Regions from separate parts of the Homo sapiens genome. Here region 2 is linked to region 1. Evidence: chromatin contacts called from ENCODE Hi-C or POLR2A ChIA-PET data. All regions are on one chromosome and are shown on one strand. Each heading gives the region's core, a stretch centred on a gene start or an enhancer-like site at or near the end of the contact. The rest is flanking DNA. Distances are from core to core; before and after follow the strand shown. Region 1 has its middle 6.0 kb from the start of ITGAD. Region 2 overlaps TGFB1I1 (transforming growth factor beta 1 induced transcript 1).

Region 1 (7,655 bases), core at 3,138-5,637:
TGGAGCGGCAGCCTTCTCCCTCTTGTGCTGAAAGGTTTGTGGCTGGCCGCACCCTGTCATCAGTTCTGTGGATCTGTGAACTTCTCCCTGTATTTGGAACCACAAAATAATTTGTTGGTGATTCTTCATAATTCAGAAATTTAAAGAGCTCTTCATTTTCTCCATCTTCACCACACCTCATCTTTTACACATTTCTATATCCCCTTTAATTTTGGACTTCCTTCTGTAAGTAGTGCTTGAAACTCACGATTTGCTGATATCAGCAACTATAAAATTCTCCAACTTTCCCTAACTCGTATTATCGCTTGTCTCAGCAAAATTTTTTGTTTTCCACTCATGTTTGGAGAGCAATGATAAGGGCAAAATGCAGTAAGGTAGTCAAATGCTCACAATCACTGCACGCTGCCAGGAAATCATCTTTCTCCCAGGCCTGGAGCTGGAGCTGCCAAGGCTCAGAGTCCACAGCAGCTGAAGGTGATGCCCCCAAATTCAGGGCATCCTCTGGGGACTTGATGGCGGCTCCACCCTTAAAGGAACCACCAGCTCTCAGTAAATTTTTAATTAATTAATCAATTAATTTTTATTTTGAGATGGAGTCCTGCTCTGTCGCCCAGGCTGGAGTGCAGTGGTGCAATCTCAGCTCATTGCAACCTCTGCCTCCCAGGTTCAAGTGATTCTCCTGTCTGAGCCTCCCGAGTAGCTGGGATTACAGGCACACACCACCACACCTGACTAATTTTTGTATTTTTAGTAGAGACGGGGTTTTGCCATATTGGCCAGGCTGGTCTCGAACTCCTGACCATAGGTGATCCACCTGCCTTGACTTCCCAAAGTACTGGATTACAGCAGTGAGCCACCGTGCCCGTCTTCTCTCAGTAAGTTTTAAAAAGTTACACTTAGATAAATAAGAAAACAAGAATTTAATAATTGTTTTCAAATCAATGTGAAGGAGAATATTTTTGCAGCCTTTCTCCAGAATGAGCTGTGTCTGCCTGGAGAGCATAACTCCAGGTCCCCATGCCTTAGAGGCCACAGCCAGGATTTGGTTTTGTTTCTCCTGGTCTTCCCCTCCTCCCAGGAAATTTGGCTTTATTCTTCACATGCATTCATAATTCTCTCTCTCCAAATCACTTTTTCCCCCGCATGAGAAAAATACATCCATAGTAATGTGTTCAAATTGCTGGCTTCCAATTCTCCCCTTTTCCATTTGGGGTATGGATTAGATGCCCTGGAATATTTGCATTGAATTTTACCTATTCATCTACTTTGATCATCATAATGATCGCTGAGGGAAGCCAGGCTGTCAATAGACACATCTAAAATACAAAGTTGATGAGAAGGATAGAGTTTGCAAATGAAAGTAATTAAATGCATTAGTCAAAAGCAGAGAGAAAGAAAACCTAGCCAATAGTTCATCAGATAGAAAAGGTTTTTCTTAATAGAAGGATATCATGAAACTGACAGTTAAAGTAGAATTAATTTTTGTTGTTGTTGTTGTTAAGAGACAGAGTCTGGCACTGTTGCCCAAGCTAGAGGGCAGTGGCGTGACCATAGCTCACTGCAGCCTCGGACTCCTGGGCTCAAGTGATCCTCCCACCTCTGGTTTTTTTGTTGTTGTTGTTTGTTTGTTTGTTTGTTTTCTACAGATGGAGTCTCACTATGTTGCCCAGGTTGATCTCGAACTCTTGGGTTCAAGCAATCCTCTGGCCTCCTAAAGCACTGGAATTACAGGTATGAACCACCGCACCTGGAGCCACTGCACCTGGCCTCGAAATTAATTTTGTTTTTTTTGAGACGGAGTCTCACTCTGTCGCCCAGGCTAGAGTGCAGTGGTGCGACTCACTGCAACCTCGGCCTCCCGAGTTCAAGCAATTCTCCCACCTCAGCCTCCTGAGTAGCTGGGATTACAGGTGCACGCCACCATGTCCAGCTAATTTTTTTGTATTATTAGTCGATACAGGCTGGCCTCCAACTCCTGACGTCAGTCGATTCACCCTCCTCAGCCTCCCAAAGTGCTGGGATTACAGGCATGAGCCACCACACCCAGCCCAAAATTAATTTTTATATCATCAGGGATAATACCTTTGTCCAGAGGGCACAAATACAGATGTTGACTTCAAATTCTTGGTCCTGTCACACAATATACTACCCTGAAGATTTTCAGTAGATCCTTTTACTTATCTGTTCACACTTGTTTTGTGCATTTCTTCATCATGCTGAATTCCTGACAGCTTTGTATAAACCACGTAGTATGGAGACAGGTTTTCCCCTCTGAGCTGATAAAGTTTATAAAATATTCTGGACACACATTCACTCAGACTAGAAACGAAATCATGACTAACTTGGATTCTGCATGTATGCCTCTCTTAAGAATCAGTTTGGCCACTTTGCCCCACTCACCCATGGGTGGGCTAACAGGCACAGATGAACAGGGGCCAGCAGAAAACACCCATGACCAGCAGGCACTTTGCATCCAATCTAGTTAATGTATTTCTTTTTTTCACTCAGTTCTCCTAAAACCACCAGCCCAGGCTCCTTGCTAGAAAAATTGCCAGGTCATGAGAGTTAAATCATAAAAAGTTGGATGCTCAACTTTTCTAGCTTTATAGATGTGTTTTTTGCAGACATGCGACATTAAAGACAATTTAGCTAGGCCAGGCATGGTGGCTAATGCCTGTAATCCCAGCACTTTGGGAGGCGGAAGCAGGAGGATCACTTTAGGGCAGGAGTTCAAGACCAGCCTGGGCAACACAGTGAGACACCATCTCTAAAATTTTTTTTTTTTTTGAGACAGAGTCTCACTCTGTCACTCAGGCTGGAGTGCAGTGGTGCAATCTCGGCTCACTGCAGCCTCTGCCACCCAGGTTCCAGCAATTCTCCTGCCTGTAGCTGGAACTACAGGCACATGCCACCACACCCAGCTAATTTTTGTATTTTTAGTACAGGCGGGATTTCACCATGTTGGCAAGGCTGGTCTCAAACTCCTGACCTCAGGGGATCCACCTGCCTCAGCTTCCCAAAGTGCTAGGATTACAAGCACGAGCCACCATGCCTGGCAACGTTTTTAAAACATTAGCCAGGCATGATGGCACACACCTTTAGTCCCAGAAGCTCGGAAGGCTGAAGCAAGAGGATCGCTTGAGCCCAGAAGACCAAGGCTGCAGTGAGCTCTGATTGTGCCACTGCACTCCAGCCTGGGCAACAGAGCAAGATTCTGTCTCAAAAAAAAAAAAAAATTACCATATGATTCAGCAATTCCACTTCTGGGTGTATACCCAAGAGAATTGAAAGCATGGTCTTGAAGAGATATTTGTGCGCCCATATTCATCATTCATGAGAGGCAAAAAAAGCAACCCAAATGCCCATTGATGGGCAAATGGATAAACAAAACGTGGTATATACACACAATGGAATATTATTCAGCCTTCAAAAGGAGAGGAATTCTGACACATGCTACCACATGGGTGAACCTTGAGGACATTATGCTAAGCAAAATATGCCAGTCGCAAAAAGACAAATGCTGTATGAGTCTATTTCTATGACATGCCAAAGCAGTCAAATTCATAGAGACAGAAAGAATTGTGGTTGCCAGGAGTTAGGGAAAGGGGAGAATTGGGAGTTGTTTAATGGGTATAGGGTTTCAGTTTTACAAGATAGAAAGAGCTCTTGAGATTGGCTATACTTAAAAATGGTTAAGATGGTAAATTTTATGTTATGTATATTTTATCACAATTAATTTTTTTAAGTTCCAAGTAACTATCTTTCTCTTTGACATTAATGTGAAAAGCAATCTCCTACTTGCCTATTCCTCCATACAACACTGAAAAGATGAATAGGCAATGGCCATGATTTGATCATGTTCACCATTTTCCCTCCTTTCTTAAGCACTGAGTCAAGGGTGAGAGGCATCCCGTGAACTACCGTGTGCTCTGTGAATACTGCCCTGCAAGCATCAGCCTCTTTAGCCTGAGTGCACCATAAGTAGTTAGCCCATTCTACTGATGCAGGGCAGGCAAGCTCCAAAATTGGGGCTTAGCCCGGGAGGGTTCTTAACTTTGCTCAGGAAAGAACTGAAGAGCGAGCCTGTGGTGGAAGAAAGCAGGTTTATTGAAGCAGCAGTGGCAGCAAGGTAGCTGTTCCTTGCAGAGCAGGACAACCCATAGGCAGTGAGCCCACAGTAGCAGCCAGTGGGCTGCTGGCTAACTGTACTTATACCGACTTTTAATTACATGCAAATTAAGGGGTGGGTTATTCAGAACTATCTGGAAAAGGTGTGGGGAGTTTCCAGAACCATATGAGGTAACTTGCTGACCGTTGCTATGGTGTGTTTCCATGGCATTTGTAAACTGTCATGGCACCGGTGGGAGTGTCTTTATGCTAATAAGTGGCGAGGGTAATGAGAGTTTGCTTTCCTGGCCATCTGCTGGTTTGGGCTGTTTTTTTAGTGCATCCCATCTTGACCAGATCATGCTCTGATTAGCTGGGTTGTGACCAGAAAACAGGTCCTGCTGATCTCCTACCTCACTATCTCTCCCACCACTCATAGGATTAACATTAATTACAAATGAACAACAAAACCTCCTTTTCTGTCACTAGAGGTTTCAGCAGCTGAAAAGCTCCCACATACATGTGTTGCACAAAGATGAAAGCTGATTCAGACTTTGTATGGCAGTGACTTATTCCAAGTATGAGGTGACATGCTTGCTCTCCCACACAAGCGTTAGTCACTGCTATTCTGCTGTATACCTCTGACATACACAATGTCCAAGCTGTTCCTTCACAAAGGAATCTTGCTCACAGCATAGTCTTCAAGCATAGTATTTGCCAGACACTGTAGGTAGCCTATCCAACAGCCACCAGCGCTGCCACCTTCCTGGCTGGTGGAGCTACCCTCCTTTTTTTTTCTCTTTTTTTTTTTTTTTTTGTTGAGACAGAGTTCTACTCTGTCCCCCAGGCTGGAGTGCAGTGGCATGACCTCAGCTCACTGTAACTTCCACCTCTCAGGTTCAAGCGATTCTCCTGCCTCAGCCTCCCAAGTAGCTGGGATTACAGGCACCTGCCACCATGCCCAGCTAATTTTTGTATTTTCGGTAGAGACAGAGTTTTGCCATGTTGGTCAGGCTGGTCTCAATCTCCTGACCTCAGGTGACCTACCCACCTCTGCCTCCCAAAGTGCTGAGATTATAGGCATGAGTCACTGCACCTGGCTGGAGCTACCTCTTTTTATTAAGCCTGTGAAAAGCACATGCTCACCTTCTCAGCACTGCATGCAACCAAGGGGATGGAATTTGACCCAATCCTAGTCAGTGGGAAAGAACTAAACCGCCCCCGCAAGGACGATCAATTGGAAGATCAGAAAGAATCTGTCAATGCTGAGACTCTGCATTAAACACTAACCTGCACCTGAACCTCTTGCAGAGTAAAGGTCTTCTGTCTGCTCTTACATGCTTTTGTTTTTTTCTATTATTTGCAGCCAAAAGCAACCTTTCAATACAGGTATGAACTCTACTGCCATTTCTACAAGCTTCTTGGAAATTATGTGACTTGTACCTACTTTTGCTACTTTAAAAAGCACCTTTGATTTATGTCACTGTGGTTTTGCTGTCTCCTCTGTATTCGGTGACAACACTAATCACTTTTGAATAGGAAAGCTACATGTAGCAGTTGTTCTAAGAAATCTCTATTGCTTTACCTGAGGCAGGCAGATCATGAGGTCAGGGGTTCGAGACCAGCCTGACCAACATGGTGAAACCCCCGTCTATACTAAAAATACAAAAATTAGCTGGGCGTGGTGGTGCGCGCCTGTAATCCCAGCTACTCAAGAGGCTGAGGCAGGAGAATCACTTGAACCCAGGAGGCAAAGGTTGCAGTGAGCCAAGATGATGCCACTGCACTCCAGCCTGGGCGACAGAGCAAGACTCCATCTCAATAAATAAATAAATAAGAAAATAACACAAAAGCTTTCAGAGGTTCATGCGACTGTTTGATAAAGTTTCAGAATGGGCAGCACACTAGGGACAAATACATGTCAGAACCAATACAACCTACCTGTCAGGGAGTATAATACCTTCTAGATATTTTCGGGTTTTGGCTCACAATCACTTATTCCGGTATGCATGTCTATACTATACGTGCACTGGGCTCAATATTTAAAAGTCAATATTGACTTTGATGACATTATTGTAAATTGTAGCAATTAGATTAGTTTTTAATCACAACTTCCATGCTTTTGAGCCATTGATCCATTTTGTGATTCGGGGATCTAATGCAACACAATAGCCAACCCTGAAAATGCAAATGTAATAAATGTACACAATAACACACAAAGGAAGAATATCAGAAAATAACACCTTGTCGGCCAAGTACAGTGGCTCATACCTCTAATCCCAGCACTTTCGGAGGCCGAGGAGGGCGGATCATGAGGTCAGGAGTTCGAGACCAGCCTAGTCAACATGGTGAAACCCCATCTATACTAAAAATACAAAAATTAGCTGGAAATGGTGGTGCCTGCCTGTAATCCCAGCTACTCCAGAGGCTGAGGCAGGAGAATCGCTTGAACTTGAACCTGGGAGGCGGAGGTTGCAGTGAGCCAAGATCATGCCACTGCACTCCAGCCTGGGTGACAGAGCGAGACTCTGTCTCAAAAATAAATAAATAAAAATGGGCATGGTGGTACGCCCCTGTACTCCCAGCTACTTGGGAGGCTGAGGCAGAGGCATCACTTGAACCCAGGAGACAGAGGTTGCGTTGAGCCGAGATCGTGCCACTACACTCCAGCCCGGGAGACAAAGTGAGACTATCTCAAAAAATAATAATAATAAAATAAAATAGAAAATAACAACTTGTTGCCTGAATTTAGACAAGAACCCACTGTAGTCCCTGGAGTCCGTGTGCCACACAATTATTAAGGCCACAACACTATTTCTGTGCAAATCACTAGTTTCAAATGTTTGAGATGTATGGGTTTCTTGCTCTTTTTCTCTAAAACCTTCCACTTAGAAGACCATCATTGACCACCAGTGGTTCGTGGAACACATTTTGAGAAACACCACTCTAGGGTCAATTTTTTTTTTTTTTTCTGAGACATGATCTTTCTCTGTTGCCCAGGCTGGAGTGTGGTGGTCCAAATCACAGCTCACTGTATCCTCAACCTCCCAGGCTCAAGTGATCCTCCTGCTTCAGCCTACCAAGTAGCTGGGACTACAAGCACATGCCACCATGCCTGGGTAATTTTTAAATTTTTTTGTAGACACAAGGTTTCAATATATTACCCAGGGTGGTCTCAAATTTCTGAGCACAAACAATCCTCCTGCCTCGGCCTCCCAAAGTGCTGGGATTACAGGCATGAGCCACTGTGCCCAGCCATTAGGGCTGAATTCTTACAAAGCCTTATCTTCTGATTCCCTTTCTGAGGAAACTGCATAATAATTAGTCATCCTGGGGACTCAAAAGCTTCAAAATCCACAGGGATTTTGGAGCCTCTGCTGATGTATAGGACAGACATTTTTGGCTGGAGGTAAAGGGCCACTTTCCATCTTCCCTTCAAATCACTCAACTGCCTCCCTTCTGTTTTTCTAATTGAAACATCCACACGGCCCGGGTCCCTTGCTGGTGATAGCTGCAGTGGCGTCACTCCGAGGTCAGGAATGGCTTGT
Region 2 (7,655 bases), core at 3,857-6,356, 91 kb before region 1:
CCAGATTTTTGCTTTTTGCTTTTTTTGACCAGATATTTTATCCCCACCAAATCCTTGCACAAACTGTGTCTTCTGTTTAGAGCACTTCCCTGTCTCCCAAATGGCCAACTCCTACTCAGCTTTCAGTACCCAGCCTGTGTCGCCTCTTCAAGAAAGACTTCTCTGACATTTCTGATGTAGTTCTGAGCACACTGTGTGGCCCTTGCCTGGGTCCAGGTCTGTCTTCCCAACAAACTAGTGTCTCCTCAAGAGTAGGACTGGCTGGGTGTGGGGGCTCATGCCTGTAATCCTAGCACTTTGGGAGGCTGCAGCAGGAGGCTCACTTGAGCTCAGGAGTTTGAAACCAGCCTGGGCAGCGGAGTGAGACCTCATCTCTTAAAAAATAAATAAATAAAAATTAAAAAGAGCAGGACTGATCTGATTCATCCCTGGAGTCTCATTTCTCAGCACAGGACTGGATTCAAGAAGGGAGAGGCTGGTTAATATCTGTATGTCTACCTTTCTAGAAGAATTGACCAGACTTGGATGTCAGGAGACAGTCGAAGGAAAGTCCTGCCTGATTATGGCAGCGATGGTCATCCCGGAGATGGGGAACAGAGAAAAATGCTTTGAGTGTAATATGACAGAGTTTGGATGAAGGAGTTCCTTAGCTTGTATTCCTCTAAAAGGAGACCCTGAGATGAGAATTTGTGTGCAACGACTTTCCTGAGGAGGTGATTCCAGTATGGACTGTGATGGTGTAGGGAAGAGAAATGAAACAAGGAGAAAAACCAACAAAGCATGTGTTTCTTTGTTTTGAGACAGGGTCTTGCTGTGTCACCAAAGCTGGAGTACAGTGGTGTGATCACAGCTCACTGCAGCCTCGACCTCCTGGGCTCAAGGGATCCTCCCACCTCAGCTTCCCAAATAGCTGGAACTACGGGCACGCCACAACACTTGGCTAATTTTTGTATTTTTTATACAGATGGGGTTTCACTGTGTTGCCCAGGCTGGTCTCAAAATCCTGAGCCAAACTGCCTCAGCCTCCCGAAGTGCTGGGATTACAGGTGTGAGCCACCACGCCTGGCGTAAGGGTGTGTCATTTGTCAGGTTACCACAAAGAGCAGTTGGAGCCTCATCCCAAAAAGGACACTCTGAGACACTGTGAAGAACACCCCATAGCAATGTTCCTTGAGGGGCCAGGTGGTTGGGGTATCTATTCCCTGATTTGTGTCTGTCACTGGCTAAAAGCTGCAGAAATGTCCACACACTTCAGGCCTGCTGAGAACACGGAGCACACTCCCTCCTCCCAAGAACAGCCTCAGACAAGAAACTCCAGAAGGAGCTGCAAGTCAGGGTATCTGGAAACTGTCACAGTATATGACTTCCAAGGTGGGCCATGCAGGTATATGGGTGGGGCACCCACAGTGTCTGCTTCAGAGGGTGATGAGTTTAAAGTGCCTGAGAGAAATCCAGTGCCAAGTGTCAGAGGACACGTGTGTGTTACAGACATTTCAGATAAGGTCCCTTCACCACGGCCGTCAAAGGCCTTCATGATGTGACATCTCCTTCCTCTTTGGCCTCCCCATTGCTGGCTCCAGTCCAGCCACAGTGGCCTTCTTTCTTCCAAGGCATCAGACTCTCTCCTCCTCCCTGGCCTTTGCACCTGCTTCCTGTCTGCCGGGAATGCTCTCCTTGGCGCCTTGCACAGCTGGCTCCTTCTCCATGTTCGGCTCTCAGCTGAGACCTTACATTTTACTACCTGGTGAAAGTAATCTCTTCCCCACCTCCCCTAACTTAGTTCTCTATTTCATCCATTGTACTCTCTCTCTTTCCTTCCTTCCTGGTTCCTTCCTTCATTAACAAACACGTATGGAGACTGGCTATGTACTGGACCTGTTCTAGACACCAGGGAGAAAATGGTCAGCAAAACAAATGCACTGCCTGCTCTCGGGAGCTTCTGTTCCGGTTGCAGAATCAGACAGAAGCCAGAAACAATAAGGTCCAGGTGTGGTGGCTCATGCCTGTAATCCCAGCATTTTTGGAGGCTGAGGCAGGGGAATCACCTGAGGTCAGGAGTTCGAGACCAGCCTGGCCAACAAAGTGAAACCCCGTCTTTACTAAAGATATAAAAATTAGGGCTGGGTGCAGTGGCTCACGCCTGTAATCCCAGCACTTTGGGAGGCCAAGGCGGGTGAATCACCTGAGGTCAGGAGTTCGAGATCAGCCCGACCAACATGGAGAAACCCCGTCTCTACTAAAAATACAAAATTAGCCGGGTGTGGTGGTGCATGCCTCTAATCCCAGATACTCGGGAGGCTGAAGCAGGAGAATCTCTTGAACCCGGGAGGCAGAGGTTGCAGTGAGCTGAGATCACGCCATTGCACTCCAGCCTGGGCAACAAGAGCGAAACTCCATCTCAGAAAAAAAGTAGCCAGGAGTGGTGGCACAAGCCTGTAATCCCAGCTACTCAGGAGGCTGAGGCAAGAGAATCGCTTGAACCCAGAGGTTCAACCTCAGGAGGCAGAAGTTGCAGTGAGCCCAGATGGCACCACTGCACCCCAGCCTGGGCAACAGAGCGAAACTCTGTCTCAAAAAAACAAAAACAAAAACTCCTACTTGCAAGAGCACTGCATGCTAGGAAGGAACTAGGGAGGGGCCGTGGCACGGAAACCAGGGAAGCATTGGCTTTAGCTAGGCGGTCGGGAAGGTACCGCTCCTTCATCACGCATGTCACCTTTGTACTTGGCTGTCATCTGTCTCCGCTACTAGACTTCAGCTCCCTGAAAGCAAGGGTCATAGCTGCTTGGTTCCCCATTGTCTCCCCAGAGCCTGGCACAGGAGTGCTCAATAAATATTTGGTGAATGAATGAATGCCAATTTGGGCATCCTCAAGATAGGGAGGTGATTACAGGCTGGGGTTGGGGGTACATTCTTTGGGGAGAATATGTGGAAGGGGAAGAGCAGGAGACCTGGGAAGACCATGGGAGAGGAGCCTTAGAGAGGAAGAGATCTGGGGGCCTGGGAGAGGCTGGGGCCATGGACGCCTCACCTTTTCCTTGTGCCCATACATGCTCCCTGCGGCTTCTAGCTCTTCCTGATGAGCTGGAAAGGGCTCTGAGGACCTATCATTTCCAGCACCAGAGGTCCCTAGAGTCTAGACCCAGGGGACCACCCTGGGACTTAGGGACTCAGATGGAACCTGAACTTCTTCACACCTGAAACCCTTGGCTCCATCTTCCACACCTGAAAACCCCTGGCCCCATCCTTCTCTGCTAGGACTTGGCTCAGGTCTTGGGTGTCAGTTACTCCAGGATGCATCCCTTGACTCCCAGTCTGGGTTAAGAAGCCACCTTCTGGCTTCTACAGCCCCCAGTGCTTCCCTCAGTCACAACCTGGCCACACCAAGTGTCATCCTCTGTCCAGGTATCTGCCTCCTCAGCCTGGGGCTCTCCAGGGCAGTGAGCCTGACTCATCTCTGGACCCAGCACCACCCAGCACAGGGCTAGGCCGGGAGAAGCCTCAGGTGGTGGCAGACAGGCCAGCAGGGACAGTAAGTAATGGCTCTGAGTGCGCTGATTGTTCTGCCTTGACTGGGACACCTGGGGGTGGGAGTGAGAAAGGGTTAAGCTGAGGCCGTAACTACATGAAACATTCAGGTGATCCAAGATGTTGTGGGTCAATAGTAAGAGGGAAGCTGTACCTTAGTGCCCAGAACCAAAAGGTGAGCACAGCTGGCACTCTGAATAGAGCTCCATCCCTCAAGGCCCTTTAATAGGAGAAAAAATCTGGGAACCAAAGGCAGTGCAGGAGGGGAGCAGATTAAGTTCTTTCTCTCTCCTTCCTTCCTTCCTTCTTCCTTTCTCTTTCTTTCTTCCTTTCTTTTCTTTCTTTTTTTTTTTTTTTTTTTTTTTTTTGAGACGGAGTCTCGCTCTGTTGCCCAGGCTGGAGTGCAGTGGCGTGATCTCGGCTCACTGCAACCTCTGCCTCCCAAGTTCAATTGATTCTCCTGCCTCAGCCTCCAGAGAAGCTGGGATTACAAGCGTGTGCCACCATACCCAGCTAATTTTTGTATTTGTAGTAGAGACGGGGTTTCCCCATGTTGGCCAGGCTGGTCTCAAACTCCTGGCCTCAAGTGATTCACCCGCCCTGGCCTCCCACAGTGCCAGGATTACAGGCATGAACCACTGTAAGCGCTTATTTCAAGAATAAAGGGAAGGGCGGGCACAGTGGCTCACACCTGCAATCCCAGTACTTTGGGAGGCCAAGGCGGGAGGATCGCTCAAGACCAGGAGTTCGAGGTTGCAGTGAGCTATGGCACCACTGTACTCCAGCCTGGGCGACAAAGTGAGACCTCATCTCTTAGGACAAAACAAAACAAAACAAAATATAGAACTGAAGAAAGAGTAATGAGGGCGGGAATATTCGGTGGGGCCCCAGTTGGAGCTCTTGTCCTGGCTCTGCCACTATCTGTACAGTCCTGCGCGAGTCGCCACACTTTCCAGCCTCAGGCTCATCTGATACTTGAAGTAGGAAGTGCAGGAGTGGCTACCTGCAAGGGCTGAGGCTGCAGGTCCCGCTGCGGCCACAGGGCAGTGACCTAGAGACGGCCGGGGACAGAGCCAGCGCGGGGGTGGGGAGTCAGGGCCAAGCTCCTGCGCGCATTCAGAGACAGCACCAGGGAGAGGTGGAATGCGTGTGTTTATGTAGGTAGAAAAAGTGCACAGAACAGTGAGGGTGCAGGGAGCAAGGACGTCCTGGCCTGGCCTCCGATTCGCTGGAATTGCAAGGACCCTCCCCCAGTAAGGGGGCTCCCTCAAGGGTGGGAATAGAGTGGAGGCCCGCACGGGAGTTCTTGTCTGTGTGCAATCCACTTTGTGGGCGTGTGGGTTTAGGTCTGGCTGGGCCGTTTCTGAACTTGACCCCTGAGGACTCATAGTACCTTAGGGGCGGGGCTCTCCAGTGGGTGGGGCCTCCCGCTCTGAGAGCAAGGCCTCGGGGTCTGGAGGACCCGGCTTTTCCGGGAGGGCGCGGCCTCCGGGGGAGAGGGCGAGCCGAGCGGGCTGTCAGCCGAAGAGCTTCAGGAAGCAGGGCTGGCAGTAGGGCTTGCCGGCGCGCTCCTGGAAGGACCCCTTGGTGAGCGGGCGCAGGCAGAAGGTGCATGTGAAGTGGTCCGGGTGGAAGCGGCGACCCAGGGCCGACACGCAGCGGCCGGTCACAGGGAGGCCACACGTGGCGCACAGCGAGCCGCGTCGTGCGTGGAAGTGGTTCTCGCACAACGGGCGGCCCTCGTGCTCGAAAAAGCTGCCTCCCGAGAAGGGCGCGAAGCATTCCTGGGGAAGGGAAGCCGCGAAAGAGGACAGACAGGTCAGCGGCCACTGCCAGACAACGCGCGTTACTAGCGGATAACGCCCTGGGACCCCGCAGCCCGCCCTAGACGCGAAGAATCCCGTCCGGTGGGACCCTGCCCGGAAAACTCGCCCCACCCGAGGTTCCTAGCAGCACCTCCCGTGACCCGCCCCCCCGAGGGCCCGCCCCCTGCCCTGCACCCTTGACCCGCCCCTCCAAGGCCCCGCCCCACAGCCCTGTACCCTTGACCCGCCCCTCCAACGCCCCGCCCCGCAGCTCGCACCCTGCAGACGAAACAGTCCGGGTGCCAGAGCGCGCTGAGCGCCGAGATGTAGTTATCCAGGATGGGGCCCTGGCAGCCCTGGCAGCGCGGGGCGAACAGCTGCAGGAAGTCCCGGCGGCAGTAGGGGCGGCCCTCGCGCTCGTGGAAACCTAGGAGAGGGAACCGAGTGGGCTGAAAGCAAAGGGTGCGGGCGGGACGGGGGACCCACAAGACCTGAGATCTGGGGCCGAAGGAGGGGCAGTCCGAGGGAGCCTTGGGGAAGGAGGAGCCGGGTCTATGGCGGGACAGAGCGGGGAGGGCTCGGGTCCGGAGTCTGTGTAGGAGAGGGCAGGGCCAGAAGAGAGCAGAAGGAAAACCATGGCCCTGAGGACTCCGGAGGTCGGAGGGGCTGGGGCGAGACGTCGAGGGGACCCGCAGCTTTTAAGATGGGAGTCGAGTTCACTCTCACCCTCATCTCCGAAGGGCTCCCCGCAACTGACGCAGCAGAAATGCTCTGGGTGCCAGTGAGTGCCCAAGGCGGTCACCATCTTCTGCAGGGAGGGAGAGGGCACTCAGCGCGGCCTCCGTGCCTTCGCGCCTTCCTCTCCCGCGCGGAACCCGGGTGACTGGACTAAGGCATGCGTGGGGGGAGGGGGAGAAGATCTAACTAGGAACGTGGGGGTCAGAAAGGAAGAGTGGAGTCCAAGGGGCCGTGGACATTGCCAAGGGGAAGGGGTAGGGGTGGAGTGGGGTATCGCGGGTGGGGCGGGACCCATGCGGTGGAGGCCCGTCCCACAGCTCTCCTGGTGAGATAGGGCGGGCTCGGTGCGGCCGGGCGGGGCTCACGTGTCGGATGGGCTGGTTGCAGAAGCCACATCTTGGCGAGAAGCGCTCAAAGTAGCACTCGGGGCAGAAGGGGGCTCCATCCTTCTCGAAGAAGCTGCTGCCTCCCAGGGCGGTGGAACAGCCTCCGCAAACGAAGTGCTCGGGGTGCCAGGCGCGGCCCAGAGCCGTCACCACCTGCGAGTGGGAGGTGAGGCGGGTCAGAGCGGCTCTGACAACCACATGCCCAGTGAGGCAAGATTTACGCGGCGTTTTTCGAGTCCTCTCTGAGCGATCAGAATAAAGAATCCAGTGTTCGAGATCACGCAGCCTGTAAGCGATGGAGATCTAGCTCCCGTGTTCCGTCTTCCAGCTGCGCTCCAGGATTGACCTATACATGAGGCACAGCAGGCACAGCGCCTGGAGCCCACAATACATTTAGGGGCCCATAAAAACGTTTTAATTTTTTTAAAATCAAAATACGATCAGGCTGGGTGGCTCGTGCCTCTAATCCTAGCATTTGGGAGGCTGAGGTGGGAGGATTACTTGAGTCCAGGAGTTTGAGACCAGCCTGGGCAACATGGCGAAGCCCCATCTCTACAATAAATAAATAAAATTAGCTGGGCGAGGTGGCGGGCGCCTTTAGTCCCAGCTACTCGGGAGGCTGAGCTGGGAGGATCACTTGAGCCCAGAAGGTCGAGGCTGCAGTGAGCCACAATCGCACCACTGCACTCCAGCTTGGGTCACAAGAGTGAGAATTTGCCTCAAAATAAATAAGAGGGAGGAAGTGAAAAATCCGTTTTTAAAAATTCAGAATAAAAAAATGAACTAGAAGAAAATGCTGTAATACACAATAATAACATACCCATCTTTACACCAACACAGACATAAAAATCTATTTATTTTAATGGACGAAGGGACTCATGAAGATGAAAGTGCCTATGATCCACAAAAGTCACAATGCCACCCTCCTTTGCTGAGATGGGCAATTCTGGGCTGGGAGTCAGGTACTTGATCTAGCAGGGGGCACTAGGTTAACCCCTAGGCACAGCTGTTGTCAATCACATCTGCTCAGTCAATAAAACAAGGACCAGTGAACCCAGTCCAGACTCTGACGGAGGAAGAGAGAGCCTTTGTAGATGCCTGAGAGATATTGGGTGGAGCCACAGAGTGTTTTGTGAAGATCAGATGAGATGAGGGTTTGTAAAGGAGCTGGCACAGTGCCTGGCACACAGTAGGACCA

Evidence for each region. A loop is a pair of places that touch in the nucleus more often than their neighbours do. ChIA-PET counts read pairs that join two places held with the same protein, here RNA polymerase II (POLR2A). Pooled maps may share reads with other maps.
Region 2: a loop to region 1 is called in a pooled map, with 2.3 times the contacts of the local background. The contact joins two enhancer-like sites. A Hi-C loop is called at or near these places in 1 of 50 pooled maps. POLR2A ChIA-PET finds 5 or more read pairs at or near these places in 4 of 52 experiments (MCF 10A, PC-9 and activated CD4-positive, alpha-beta T cell).

What each region holds. Positions count from the first base shown.
Region 1 is chr16:31,383,468-31,391,122 of GRCh38, reverse strand. No RefSeq gene overlaps it. Among named protein-coding and RNA genes, the nearest start is that of ITGAD, 6.0 kb to the left of the region's middle. Within about 2 kb of position 4,387, at least 7 of the 41 ENCODE cell types and tissues checked have a DNase peak (open chromatin) inside an H3K27ac peak, as active enhancers do; they include PC-9, where a contact is called at or near this core.
Region 2 is chr16:31,474,967-31,482,621 of GRCh38, reverse strand. It overlaps TGFB1I1 (transforming growth factor beta 1 induced transcript 1), which reads right to left. Exons shown (of 11, transcript NM_001042454.3): 8 at 6,437-6,610; 9 at 6,060-6,141; 10 at 5,612-5,760; 11 at 4,664-5,312. The coding sequence ends at 5,046. Among named protein-coding and RNA genes, the nearest start is that of SLC5A2, 4.3 kb to the left of the region's middle. RefSeq lists a silencer at 5,496-5,585 and enhancers at 4,879-5,611, 5,612-6,343, 6,344-7,076. Within about 2 kb of position 5,106, at least 14 of the 41 ENCODE cell types and tissues checked have a DNase peak (open chromatin) inside an H3K27ac peak, as active enhancers do; they include PC-9, where a contact is called at or near this core.